Linked DNA regions of Homo sapiens: region 2 is linked to region 1. Evidence: read pairs that join two places in POLR2A ChIA-PET (ENCODE). Cell type or tissue: A673. All regions are shown on one strand. Links, peaks and the distances in the headings refer to the core of each region. The heading gives the core; the rest is flanking DNA. Region 1 overlaps CRY2 (cryptochrome circadian regulator 2). Region 2 has its middle 9.9 kb from the start of DDB2.

The links. Peaks named below come from ENCODE experiments on the same cell type or tissue, not always from the same donor. Only the 100,000 strongest peaks of a DNase experiment are listed, where the experiment ranks them.
Region 2: POLR2A ChIA-PET joins it to region 1 with 6 read pairs; 1 of 35 experiments calls an interaction of 5 or more read pairs at or near these places.

The regions. Positions count from the first base shown.
Region 1 is chr11:45,868,707-45,874,938 of GRCh38, forward strand. CRY2 (cryptochrome circadian regulator 2) reads left to right here. Exons shown (of 12, transcript NM_021117.5): 7 at 800-1,111; 8 at 1,347-1,498; 9 at 1,624-1,826; 10 at 2,136-2,228; 11 at 3,386-3,527. The coding sequence ends at 3,525. Among named protein-coding and RNA genes, the nearest start is that of MAPK8IP1, 14 kb to the right of the region's middle. In A673, for the core only: a CTCF peak has its summit at 4,189 (motif pointing right); a DNase peak (open chromatin) is centred at 4,335; H3K27ac peaks cover 2,138 bases.
Region 2 is chr11:47,201,168-47,208,961 of GRCh38, forward strand. No RefSeq gene overlaps it. Among named protein-coding and RNA genes, the nearest start is that of DDB2, 9.9 kb to the right of the region's middle. In A673, for the core only: no CTCF peak of the experiment used is centred there; a DNase peak (open chromatin) is centred at 3,594.

The DNA of each region.
Region 1 (6,232 bases), core at 1,233-6,232:
CACTGCAGCCACAACCTTTCAGGCTCAGGTGATCCTCCTATCTCAGCCTCCCCAGCAGTTGGGACTATAGGTGCATGCCACCACACCTGGCTAATTTTTTGTATTTTTTTGTAGAAACTGGGTTTTTCCATGTTGCCCAGGCTGATCTCAAACTCCTGGGCTCAGGCCATCCACCCACCTCAGCCTCTCAAAGTGACAGATGCTAGCCACCACACCTGGCTGTATCTAGGTTTTTAAATGTTATCTCCTCATCCTTGCCATTATTGAGATTTTGTGGCATGGGATAGCTTTGCCAGTTTGGTGAGTAATCTTGTGACTTTAGGGAAGTCATTATTTGCTTGGAGGTCTGATTTCTTAATTACCTTATGGCCCCAGATCCAGGCTGTGTGTATAATTTATTCAACCAAAATCTAGACTGAGCATTTTTCATGTGTGCTGATAGGAAAATTCCTTTTGACTTTCTAGAAGGTGGAGCCAAACAGGGAACTCTTGAGGACAAGGAACATGACCAGTCTTGGGAAGTTTGAATCCTAGTGCAGAGTCCTGTGGTGAGGCCCCTTCCCACTGCCTGGCCCTCTGTAGCTTTCTTCTTGCTCAGAGCAGTGGCACAGTGCAGGCAGGGCCTGGGTGTTTCACATGCAGGCATGCTGTGCCACTTCTAGGGGATAGTCCCTCCACATCTGGCAGCTGAGCCACTAGGTCTTTGGAGGGCCCAGATTCCTTTGTAGAAGAGACCTGAGAGGCACCATGCTAAGAGCTGGGCGAGTGTTTGTATCCATGTGCCACCCCTACCTCTCAGGTGAAGCGGAACAGCACACCTCCCCTCTCCCTATTTGGGCAACTCCTATGGCGAGAGTTCTTCTACACGGCAGCTACCAACAACCCCAGGTTTGACCGCATGGAGGGGAACCCCATCTGCATCCAGATCCCCTGGGACCGCAATCCTGAGGCCCTGGCCAAGTGGGCTGAGGGCAAGACAGGCTTCCCTTGGATTGATGCCATCATGACCCAACTGAGGCAGGAGGGCTGGATCCACCACCTGGCCCGGCATGCCGTGGCCTGCTTCCTGACCCGCGGGGACCTCTGGGTCAGCTGGGAGAGCGGGGTCCGGGTGAGTGCTCTCTCAACGAAAAGCTGGCCTGTACCCTCTGGTCAGGCCCGTCAAAGGGCAGCCCCCTTCTGGGCTGAGGGATGAGGTGGGATTTCTGGGTCCAGGAGATCCCCTCCAGATCCTCTGTGGCTTGCCTTCAATGGAAGGGTTTTGGCTCCTGGGGGCACTGTGGTGACTTGGGAAAAAACATGGCTGCATGTCCCCAAGGAGGCTGATCATCCCCTCCCCTATCTAGGTATTTGATGAGCTGCTCCTGGATGCAGATTTCAGCGTGAACGCAGGCAGCTGGATGTGGCTGTCCTGCAGTGCTTTCTTCCAGCAGTTCTTCCACTGCTACTGCCCTGTGGGCTTTGGCCGTCGCACGGACCCCAGTGGGGACTACATCAGGTGAGGATACAGACCAGGCTCTCTGGCCTCTGACCACTGTGGCCTCCTACTAGGATGGGATACCCTGGGCCTTTTGAAGGAGGGTCTGGGTATGCTGATGGGTCATCTGGTGTATCTTATTTCAGGCGATACCTGCCCAAATTGAAAGCGTTCCCCTCTCGATACATCTATGAGCCCTGGAATGCCCCAGAGTCAATTCAGAAGGCAGCCAAGTGCATCATTGGTGTGGACTACCCACGGCCCATCGTCAACCATGCCGAGACCAGCCGGCTTAACATTGAACGAATGAAGCAGATTTACCAGCAGCTTTCGCGCTACCGGGGACTCTGTAAGGAGACAAACACCTAGCTCACTGAAGGGAAGGACAGCACCTACAGGCTCAGGGGGCCAGATGGGGATGTCCAGATACTTGCAAAGGGAGACTGAGTGCTGTCTTTCAGGTTGACACCTTCGCTGGGTATGGGACACTGCAGGCTGGGATGAACTGGGCCTTCCTGAGTAGTTGTGGGGCTGTGGGAGGAAATGGAACCTCAGTGTCTTGCTCCTACCCTCCCCACCCCCACTTGCTTCATCCTGCCCTGTAGCCCTCTGCAATCCTGCGAGACGGCACTCTGATTACTCCTCGCCTCTCTCCCAGGTCTACTGGCATCTGTCCCTTCCTGTGTGGAAGACCTCAGTCACCCTGTGGCAGAGCCCAGCTCGAGCCAGGCTGGCAGCATGAGCAGTGCAGGTGAGCAGCAGCAACCAACCTCCTGTGGCCTCCTGTGGCCTGTGCCACCACTTCAGTCATTCAGGACTGAGGCCAGAAGGAGGCCTTGCCCAGTGGAGCTTATATTCCACCTGGGGCAGTCAGATAGTAAAGAAACCAAGTTGGATCATTTCAGATAACAAGTGCTTTGGAGGAAAAGAAAGTTGAGTATCTTGACAGAGGGACTGGGAAAGAAGGATTTCTTCTGTGTCACTTGAGATTGGAGCAGTCAGGGAACACCTCTGTTAAGCAGAGACCCACGTCATGAGCAGGAGCCAGCCCTGCCACACACTGAGAAAATAACATTCCAGACAAAGGGAGTAGCAAGAAAAAGCTCACAAACAGTACCGAGCTTAGTCCATTCAAGGAACCGAAGGGAGGTCAGTGTAGCGGCATGTCCCAGTGAGGAGCTGGAATGAGATGAGGACAAGATACAGCATGAGCAGCATGTGGCAGGCCTGATGTCCGAGACGAGGACTAGGATTCAGCCTTCAGTGCACTGAAGGATGGTCAGTAGGGCAGGGCATGATTGGACTTAGGTCTGAAAAAGCTCCCTGGCCTGCTGGGTGGAGATTGGACAGTGTAGGCCGGAGCGGGCACAGGGAGGCCAGAGAGGAGGCAGCACAGACAGGGTGGTGGCCGCAAGGAGAAAGACTGGACAGATTCGCTGCATTCGGAGCCTCTTCCCTTCTTGGGGATGAAGATGAGTAACATGAGATGGGAAGAACACGGGTTTTTCTAGTTGGCCCAGCTAGGCTGCCTCCATGGGCAGCATGACTCCTCCACAGGGGCCCTGCTCTTTGCTGCTTGGGGAGGCTGATTCAGGGTTGCAGAGGGAATGCCTCACCTTCAAAGCAGGACAGCAGGCAGGCCAAATCAGTCTCTGGCCACAGCCCATGCCATTTGGGGCCCAAAAGCTGGTCCTGCTACCAGCAGGCCTGCTTGGTCATGTCCTCCTTGGACATTTCCAGGCAAAGTCACTGCTGAAAGCAAGGCCGAGGGGCAGGTCTGAGGAGCAGCATGCTGGCATTCCATTGATAAGTGTGCTCCCTGTCCCCTAAAGAGCTGCTGCTGCATAGTGTGGGATCATTTTGGCTGCATGCACAGTCTGTGTGACCCTTTGACACGCTTCCCTACAGGCCCAAGACCACTACCCAGTGGCCCAGCATCCCCCAAACGCAAGCTGGAAGCAGCCGAGGAACCACCTGGTGAAGAACTCAGCAAACGGGCCCGGGTGGCAGAGTTGCCAACCCCAGAGCTGCCGAGCAAGGATGCCTGAGAGTGAGTGACAGCAGCCTAGATTCAACCTCAGGAAGGAAGTTGGGAGTGGGGGGGCCTACTGCCCTGCCAGCTGCAGGTTGAAACATAGCAAACTAGATGAAAATCTGGTGGGACCACCCAATGCTCAGCCACTAAAGCTTTACCATTTTACAGTGGCAGCCGGGTTCCATCCTGGCTTAGGGAATGAGTACTTTCTGGTTGATATCTGTGTGACCTTTACCATTGGGCCGGCTATGGTGGCTCATGTATGTAATCCCAGCACTTTGGGAGGCCAAGGTGGGAGGATCGCTTGAGGCCAGGAGTACAAGACCAACCTGGCCAAACCAACATAGTGAGACTCCATCTCTAAAAACATAATAATAATAATAATAATAATCTGGTGGGACTGCATGACTTTTAGGATTTCAGCTCAAAAATCCCACCATTCTGACTTTTATCAGAGATTTAAAAGTCAAGCCCTTTTGTATTTTTTTGCCAGCTAAGGGAAAAAGGGAGGCATGGGGGCTGAGGGGTGGCGCTTTCTACCTATTAAAATGAGTCACACTCAAGAGAAAGAAAGCTGAGACCTGCGTGTGAAGCAGCGGGGAAAAGGCGCATTGCAGGGTCTGAGGCTGCTCCAGGCCCCCTGCTTTCCGACAGGCTGTGTTCTATAGGCCAGCCAGTGGAGGGCAGCACTGACCTTGAGAAGCCTGGACAGAGGGCTGTGCTGTGTCTTACTTGGCCCAGCCCTGCCTGAGGACCAGTAGACCCAGTCTGTCATCATCTTTGCCTTTTGCGGCCTCTCCTCCCTTCTCACCCATCCTGTGGCCTCAGCTCTGCACCTCCCTGGCAGCGCTCATCTTGGAAGCCTCCTGAATGTCATCAAAACACTGGCTTCTCCTTTCCCAAGGGAGGAAGGGCCTTTTATGCCACTCTTGGGGAAATGTAAATTCCTGTCCCCTCTGAGTCATCATCTCAAGCTGTTCCTTATGCACCATGTCTTCGTCATTAGATTGGAGGGTGATTTTTCTCCATGGAGCTGATAGGTTCTTTTTATCAGATCCCTCTTACTTCAGGGCCAGGCCGCAGCCATCTGGTTTGAGTGTCTGGATTTGTGTGCTCACTGAGATGGGCATTTGATGCCTGCACCCTTCACCTTTCCTGGGCTCTTTGACATAGACATTGCTGATGGACAGATGTGTGCTATCTTGTTCCTGGGAGTACCAGCAACCTACTACTCTCTCAGTTATCTCTTAGCTCTGTGATACTAAGCAAAGTTCATCCTGTATTACAAATTTGGAACTTGCCAGGCTGACACTCTGATTTTCGGATGAGAAGACCAAAGAACAGAGAGGTTAAATGTCTGGGTCAAGGTTGCTCAGTAAGCTAATGGTGTCCAATTCAACATGAAATTGTTGCCAGCAGGTGGGTGAAGAAGGGGGAGCATTAAACATATAAAATGTGATGTGCTGTCCATCCATAAGGATTGAACAGTCTGCTTAGATAAAAAGGAACAATAACCTAGAATTCCTGGACAAATGATACAGACTATACAAGCTTAGCAGAAGGCTGCTGGTGTGGTCTGGAACAATCAGGGAACATATCACAGAAGTTTGCGCTAGGGGGCCTGAAAAGTGAATTGGATTCAGGCAGTGAGCAGGGCGCTTAGGACAAGAAAAACAGCTGAAGGTTTATGTGATCTTGTACAAATGACTTAACTGCTATGGGACTCAGTTTCCTCACCTATAAATTAGGTTGCTGTTGCAAGAATTAAATGATTAAATCTGGGCCGGGCGCAGTGGCTCATGCCTATAATCCCAGCACTTTGGGAGGCCGAGGTGGGTGGATCACCTGAGGTTGGGGGTTCGAGATCAGCCTCATCAGCTTGGAGAAACCCCGTCTCTACTAAAAATACAAAATTAGCTGGCATGGTGACGTATGCCTGTAATTCCAGCTACTCGGGAGGCTGGGGCAAGAGAATCACTTGAACCCGGGAGGCAGAGGTTGCAGTGAGCCGAGATCGTGCCATTGCACTCCAGCCTGGGTGACAAGAGCAAAACTCTGTCTAAAAAAAAAAAAAGATTAAATGTGTATGTGTCAGCTAGAAATGTGGGGGTCTATTAATAATAGCTCAATTACTGTGGCTAAAACAAATAGGGGCTTATTTTTCTTACCTAACAAGGGGCCCAGAGATAGTGTTGCTGGTCTGGGCTTGGGTGGCAGCCCCAGCTTCAGCCATCAATTCTTGATCAAAGAGGAAAGAGAAGGGACAGCAAGGGCAGCTGCACTCCTTCCGTACACATGTCAAGAGCTCATGTTTTGCCAGACACCATTCCAGGCATTGAGGGTATGGTTGTATACAAGACTGGCAATATCACTTCCCCCTTGGGTGCATATTAGTGGAAGGAGACAGACAGTAAACAAATAAATATTTAAAATTTAAAGAGGCCAGCCGGGCGTGGTGGCTCACACTTGTAATCCCAGCACTTTGGGAGGCTGAGGCAGGTGGATCACGAGGTCAGGAGTTCGAGACCAGCCTGGCCAACATGGTGAAATGCTGTCTTTACTAAAAATACAAAAATTAGCCAGGCGTGGTGGCAGGTGCCTGTAGTCCCAGCTACTTCGGAGGCTGAGGCAGGAGAATCACTTGAACCCGGGAGGCAGAGGTTGCAGTGAGCCAAGATCGTACCACTGCACTCCAGCCTGGGTGACAGAGCTAGACTCAG
Region 2 (7,794 bases), core at 1,586-6,585, 1.3 Mb after region 1:
CTTAAGCTGAATCTTGAGATTGATCGAGGGGGAGGGGGAGGGTGCTCCAGGCAGAGGCAGCAGGAAATGCATGGGCAGGGAGGCCGCCTCTAGCTATAATGGATTTATGAGCAAGGCAAATGTCCTGCTTAATGCCACATTTTCCCAGAATGCATTTTTAGGATTTGAGAGGTTTTCCATGGTGGATAGAAAGAACCATGTGCGGGCCAGGCACGGTGGCTCATGCCTGTAATCCTGGCACTTTGGGAGGCCAAGATGGGTGGATCACTGGACGTCAGGAGTTTGAGACCAGCCTGGCCAACATGATGACGCCCCATCTCTACTAAAAATACAAAACTTAGGTGTGGTGAACCTGTAGTCCCAGCTACTTGGGAGGCTGAGGCAGGAGAATCACTTGAACCTGGGAGGCAGTGGTTACAGTGAGCCAAGATCGCACCACTGGACTCCAGCCTGGGCAACAGAGGGAGACCATCTCAAAAAAAAAAACAACAAAAGAACCATGTTCGAGCAGTGGAGACCTGCCTTGCACACTCCAGTAAAGCGCTTTGTTTCAGGCTGTGCTTTGAGGCATCTTAACTAACCCCAGGTTTTACTTCGGCTCCCTTTGCTACATAGCAAAACCACTTCCTAGGGGCTTAAAGTCATTCATTCCCATCTGATGAGCCCCCAGATGCAGGGTGGACAAAAAACTTTAATACTTTTTTTTTGAGACAAGGTCTCACTTTGTTGCCCAGGCTGCAGGCTGGAGTGCAGTGGCATGATCATAGCTCACTGAAGCCTCAACCTGTTGGGCTCTGGTGATCCTCCCACCTCAGCCTCCCAGTAGCTGGGACCACAGGCGTGTGCCACCACACCCAGTTGATTTTTGTAGTTGTTGTAGAGACAGAGTTTTGCTATGTTGCCCAGGCTGGTCTCCAACTCCTGAGCTCAAGCGATCCTCCCGCCTTGGCTTCCCAAAGTGCTGGAATTACAGGTGTGAGCCACCATGCCTGACCTAACACCTACTTTTTGATGCTGCTAATCTGACAGTGAGGAGGATGGAGTGGCCCTGCTCTGCTTTCTTGCCATGGAGAGGCCGTGTCATGAAGCCCTGTTTACAGACGTTTTGCTCCTGTCTGTAACACTACTTTGACATAAGGCATCACAAGGCAACTCACTGAAAAGCTGCTGGGGATAGCAAACCAAGGTCTCAGGTTCACACTGGAAGCTGGACAGACCATGAGCATGACCCTGAATAATGCCAGTTTCTTTGATCTGCAAAACAATATTTGGCTTTATTGGGGTGTTTTCTAGAACAGATAATGTAGCACAGTGGAAAGAGCATTGGACTTGGGCTATGGGATTTTGGGTTCATCCTTTCAGTTTTCTAGGCTTTAGCTTCCTCATCCTAAAATGAAAGGGGAAGGATTAGACGGTCCCTCGGATCCCTTCCAGTTTTGGGACCTGTGGATTTCGTGACTTGCTGTAAAAGCAGCAGAAGCTTTCAACTCTAGGCTCCCTCTGGGAAATTTCCATCTAGTGGGATGCGTTTTCCTGGTGAAGGCTAATACACGACTCTGATTCTGTTCAAGTGGTCTGTGGATCCAAATGTTTTGCTGAGTCTGCAAAATCATCAATAATCCACATGGATGTGTGTGAGCTTTCCACACAGTCACTGCATCCAGTGGTTTGCAAATAACAGCCTCAAGGATTCTGCAGAACTTGCAGCAAACTGAAGATTAAATTCCTCCTCAAGGCTTGGAAACAGACTGAATACAGGCATCCAGAGTCCTTGCTGCTTGGCATCTCCAACACATATTTAAATGCCCTAACAGGAGCAAATCCATAACAGTGCTGAATGAAGGCAGGAGTCCCACACTCTGGGAGCAGCAATCAGTGTCAAAAATACAATTTTGGGCCTGGACGCGGTGGCTGATGGCTGTAATCACAGCACTTTGAGAGGCTGAGGTGGGCAGATCACTTGAGGTGAGGAGTTTGAGACCAGCCTGACCAACATGGTGAAACCCCGTCTCCATTAAAAATACAAAAATTAGGCTGGGCACAGTGGCTCATGCCTGGAATCCCAGCACTTTGGGAGGCCAAAGCGGGCGGATCACCCGAGATCAGGAGTTCAAGACCAGCCTGGCCAAAACGGTGAAACCCCGTCCCTATTAAAAATACAAAAATTAGCCAGGCATGGTGGTGAGCGCCTGCAATCCCAGCTACTCGCAAGACTGAGGCAGGAGAATCACTTGAACCCGGGAAGCAGAAGTTGCAGTGAGCCGAGACTGTGCCACTGCACTCCAGCCTGGGCGACAGAGTGAGACTCTGTCTCAAAAAACAAAACAAAATAAAACAAAAAAAAAGAACCAAACAAAAAACAAACAAACAAAAAAACAACAACACAAAAATTAGCTGGGCATGGGGGCATGTGCCTGTAGTCCCAGCTACACAGTTGGCTGGGGCAGAATTGCTTGAACCCAGGAGGCAAAGGTTGCAGTGGGCCGAGATTGAGTCCCTGCACTCCAGCCTGGGCGACACAGTAATACCGTCTCAAACAAAACAAAAACAACAACTATACATACATATATATATAAATTTGGATAGTGATGGAAGTGTCAAATAGCTTCATAAATACCAAAAAAACAAAACAAAACACACACACACACACTCAAGCCTCAAGCGGGCATGGTGTCACATGCTGTAATCCCAGCACTTTGGGAGGCCGAGACGAGTGGATCCCTTGAGGTCAGGAGTTCGAGACCAGCCTGGCCAATATGGTGAAACCCTGTCTCTACTAAAAATACAACAATTAATCGGGCGTGGTGGTGTGCCAGTAATCCCAGCTACTCAGGAGGCTGAGGCAGGAGAATTGCTTGAACCCAGGAGGCGGAGGTTGCAGTGAGCCGAGATCGCGCCACTGCACTCCAGCCTGGGTGACAGAGTGAGGCGCTGTCTCAAAAAAAAAAAAAAAAAAAATTAGCCCAGCGTGGTGGTCTGCGCCTGTAGTTCCAACTGCTTGGGAGGCTAAGGTGGGAGGATCGATGCCCAGGAAGTTGAGGCTCCAATGAGCTGAGATCGAACTACTACACTCCAGCCTGGGTGACAGAAACCCTGTCCAAAAAAAAAAAGAAAAACCAAACCCAAGCCTCACCTCTGTCTTTATATATGGGGGATGAGACACCATCCACACACTAAATCAATATCATGTCATAAAATACCATATGTACAGAATGCCAGGTAACTTCTCTAGGCAGCCAGATTTGCACAGCAATCGCCAGAGTGCTGAAATAATATATGTGAAATGTGTAAACTGTAAAGTGTTCTGCAAACAGACATTGTGATATAATCTCCTGGTGATATGTTAGTTACTGATAAGGTCTCATGATGATGGTGAAGAAGCCCTTTGCTGTTCTCAGAAGTCCTCACTGGTTAGAAAACCGTCATAGAAAGAACTGGAACTCCAGAATCAGAAACCAGGGTTTTGAGTTCTGGTAGATCCTTCCTCTCACTGTTCTCATGCCAAAGCCCTCTTCCAAGGATGGCAAAAATCCCAAGTGGCAGAAATAAAAATGATTCTGTCTGTGTTACAGCCAAGCTAGTTCCCTATGGGTGGATGAGTCACATGTGAGCAGAGCTGGGAGAACTACATTTACATTCCTTTACATTTCCCTCTTTCCACCCTCCTTTCCACTGCCCTGTGTTGGCTCCTGTCGCTATGACAAAAAACTTGCTCAAGAAACCCCAGCTTAGTTTCTCTATGGGGAGGAAGGTGGCAAGCTACCTGGGTAGCTGTGGTTCTTGTTGGTGAAGCCCATGGCCCAGTGGGGCGGTGTCTTTGTACAAATCCACACACGTCCTCCCCTGTGCTCCAAATTGTGAGTGCACATCCCCAAAGACTTTTTTTTTTTTTTGAGACAGAGTTTTGCCCTTGTTGCCCAGGCTGGAATGCAGTGGCACGATCTCGGCTCAACCACAACCTCCGCCTCCCAGGTTCAAGCAATTCTCCTGCCTCAGCCTCCTGAGTAGCTGGGATTACAAGTATGCACCACCACGTCCAGGTAATTTTGTATTTTTAGTAGAGAGGGGGTTTCACCATGTTGGCCAGGCTGGTCTCGGGCTCCCGACCTCAAGTGATCCACCCGCCTCGGCCTCCCAAAGTGCTGGGATTACAGGCGTGGGCCACTGCGCCCGGCCTCCCCTTCATACTTGACTATCCCTGTGTCATAAGGACTCAGAATCTGAGGGTTTTGTCATAATTATACACAGTCTAGAAGACCAAGCCACACTTGGGTTGGCAGCATTTAAGCTGCTGGGTCATCCTGCAAGGAGGCATATTTGTGAAACTGGATGAAGAAAAAGTAGGAAAAGCTACCTACTTTTTAAGCTCAGGAAGCATTTTATAAGATTTCCAAGGCTAACAGCTGCAGCCTCCTCTAGCTCCTCTAGCTGGGTTGACTGTAGTCCCTAAAAAGATACGTCCATATCCTAATCCCCAGAACCTGTGGATGTTATTCTATGTGGAAAAATGATCTTTTTGGATATAATTAAAGGTTTGTTTTTGGCAGGTGCAGTGGCTCATGCCTGTAATCTCAGCACTTTGGAAGGCCAAGGTGGGGGGATCACCTGAGGTCAGGAGTTCCAGGCCAGTCTGCCCAACATGATGAAACCCTGTTGCTACTAAAAATACAAAAATTAGCCGGGTGTGGTGGTGGGCGCCTGTAACCCAGCTACTCGGGAGGCTGAGGCAGGAAAATTCCTGGAACCCGGGAGTTGGAGGTTGCAGTAAACCGAGATTGCGCCACTGCACTCCAGCCTGGGCTGGACAGAGCGAGACTCCATCTCAAAAAAAAAAAAAAAAAAAAAAAGGTTTGTTTGAGACAGGATCTCAATCTGTCACCCAGGCTGGAGTGCAGTGGCGTGAACATGGCTCACTGCAACCTTGAACTTCTGAGCTCAATGGATCCTCCTACCTCAGCCTCCTGAGTAGCTAAAACTACGGCCACATGCCATCACACCCAGCTAATTTTTATATTTTTGTAGAGACAGTATGTCACTGTGTTGCCCAGGCCAGTCTCCAATTCCTGGGCTCAAGAGATCTACCCATCTCAGCTTCCCAAAGTGCTGGGATCACAGGCTTGAGGCACTGCACCTAACCTAATTCGGAATTTTTAAGTGAGGTGATCATCCAGGATTATCCAGGTAGGACTTAAATCCAATGGCAAGTGTCCTAATAAGAGTAAGGCACATTGGCCAGGTGTGGTGGCTCACACTTGTAATCCCAGCACTTTGGGAGGCTGAGGCAGGCGGATCACTTGACCCCAGGAGTTCGAGACCAGCCTGGTTAACATGCTGAAACCCTGTCTCTACTAAAAATACAAAAATTAGCTGGTTATGGTGGTGCACACCTATAATCCCAGCCACTCAGGAGGCTGAGGCACAAGAATTGCTTGAACCCAGGGAGCAGAGGTTGCAGTGAGCCAAGATCGTACCACTGCACTCCAACCTGGGCGACAGAGCAAGACTTTGTCTCAAAAAAAAAAAAAAAAAAAAAAAGTGAAGCACATACCAAAAAGAGTAAGGCAAGCCAGCGTGGTGGCCCATGCCTATTTTGCCAGTTACTTGGGAGGCTGAGGTGGGAGGATCTCTTGAGCCCAGGAGTTCGAGACCAGCCTGGGCAACACAGTGAGACCCCATCTCTAAAAACAAACAAAAGAGCGAAGGAGAAGGAGGTCAGATACAGAGAAATAGATGCACAGAGGAGAAGATCCTGGGAAAATGGAGGCAGAGATTGGAATGACAGGCTGTAAACCAAGGGATGCTAAAGATTGCTGGCAGCCACAAAAGCTAGGAGAAAGGCAAGGAAAGATTCGAGGCTTGGTGCAGTGGCTCATGCCTGTAATCCCAGCACTTTAGGAGGCTGAGGCTGGAGGATCACTTGAGGCCAGGAAGTTCAAGACCATCCTGGTTAACATCTCTACAAAAACTAAAAAAAAAAAAATTAGCCAGGCATGGCAGTGCATACCTGTACTCTCAGCTACTGGGGACGCTGAAGAAGGAGGATCCCTTGAATTTGAGGCTTCAGTCAGCTGTGATCATGCCACTGCACTCCAGCCTAGATGACAGAACAAGACTCCATCTCAAAAAAAAAAAAAAAAAAAATTTTACCCCGGAGCCTGGGGAGTGTGGCCCTGCCAACACTTTAATTTTGGATTTCTGGCCTCCAGAACTGTGAGAGAATATATTTCTGTCATTTGAAGCCACTCATTTACAGTAACTGGTTACAGCCACCCTGGGAAACGAATACACCTGGTCTCTGCTGTGGTGCTCAGTGTTACCAACCGGTCCTCACTTTCCCAGTTCTTAGCTGTGTCCCTCTGCAAATCTTAGCACCTCTCTGATTTTCAGTCTCCTCCTTTGTAAAACGGGAAGAGTAAGTCCTACTCTGCCAGGTTGTTGTGAGGCCATGGTGACAGAGTGCTGAGCGGAATGCCAGGTGTACCACAGACGCAACTTACGCATGAGTTCCCATCCTCCCCCTTCTCCACCCTGGTCCAACCTCACCTTGGGCACAGAGCTCCCATTGCAAGGCTGAGGAGCAGGGTTCCTATACCTTTTCCTGGGACTCGGGTTCATTGGTGATGTCCAGAATAGTGCATGACCCTGCCTTCTTGACAAATCCTCCCAGACATCTCATCAGCATCTCAAATCCAATGTGTCCAAAGGTGAACTCTTGATCTTTCCTTCTTTTTCTGTCTCTTTCACAGTTTACCTCATCTCAATAAATGGTATTTCCAGGTAGCTAAACATCTGGACGTCATTTTTGCTTTCTTTTTTCTTTTCTTTTTTTTTTTTTGAGACAGAGTCTCACTCTGTTGCCTGGGCTGGAGTGCAGTGGCATGATCTTTGCTCATTGCAACCTCCATCTCCTGGGTTTAAGCGATTCTCCTGCCTCAGCCTCCAAGTAGCTGGGATTACAGGCATGCGCCACCACACCCAGCTAATTTTTTTTTTTTGAGATGGAGTCTTGCTCTGTTGCCCAGGCTGGAGTGCAATGGCGCAATCTTGGCTCACTGCAAACTCCGCGTCCTGGGTTCAAGCAATTCTCCTGCCTCAGCCTCCTGAGTAGCTGGGATTACAGGCGCATGCCACCATGCCAAACTAAATTTTGTAATTTTAGTAGAGACGGGATTTCATCATGTTGGTCAGGCTGGCCTTGAACTCCTGACCTCATGATCTTCCCGCCTCAGCCTCCAAAAGTGCTGGGATTACAGGCATGAGCCACTGTGCCCGGCCGTGATGATGGTGTTGTGTTTTGTTTTTTGTTTTTTTTTTTGAGACGGAGTCTTACTCTGTCGCCCAGGCTGGAGTGCAGTGGTGTGATTTCAGCTCACTGCAACCTCCGCCCCTGAGTTCAAGCGATTCTCCTGCCTCAGCCTGCCGAGTAGCTGGGATTACAGGCACCTGCCACCGTGCCTGGCTAATTTTTGTGTTTTTAGTAGAGACGGGGTTTCACCATCTTGGCCAGGCTAGTCTTGAACTGCTGACCTCATGACCCACCTGCCTCGGCCTCCCTGGGATTATAGGCGTGAGCCACCATGCCCGGCTGTGATGATGTTTTTCTCTTGGTTTATCATGGCCACAGAGTAGCCTTGTCTGGTGTTCATGTATTGTGAAATTATTTACTTCAGTGGAACATCAAGGCCTAGCTGATAGTACCAGGCCCACTACCACATGCCAGGGCTTCATTTCCTTTCTCAGAACTCACACCCGTTCCCAAATGTTACCAAGCTGTTCCTTGCCTAAGAGGCTCTT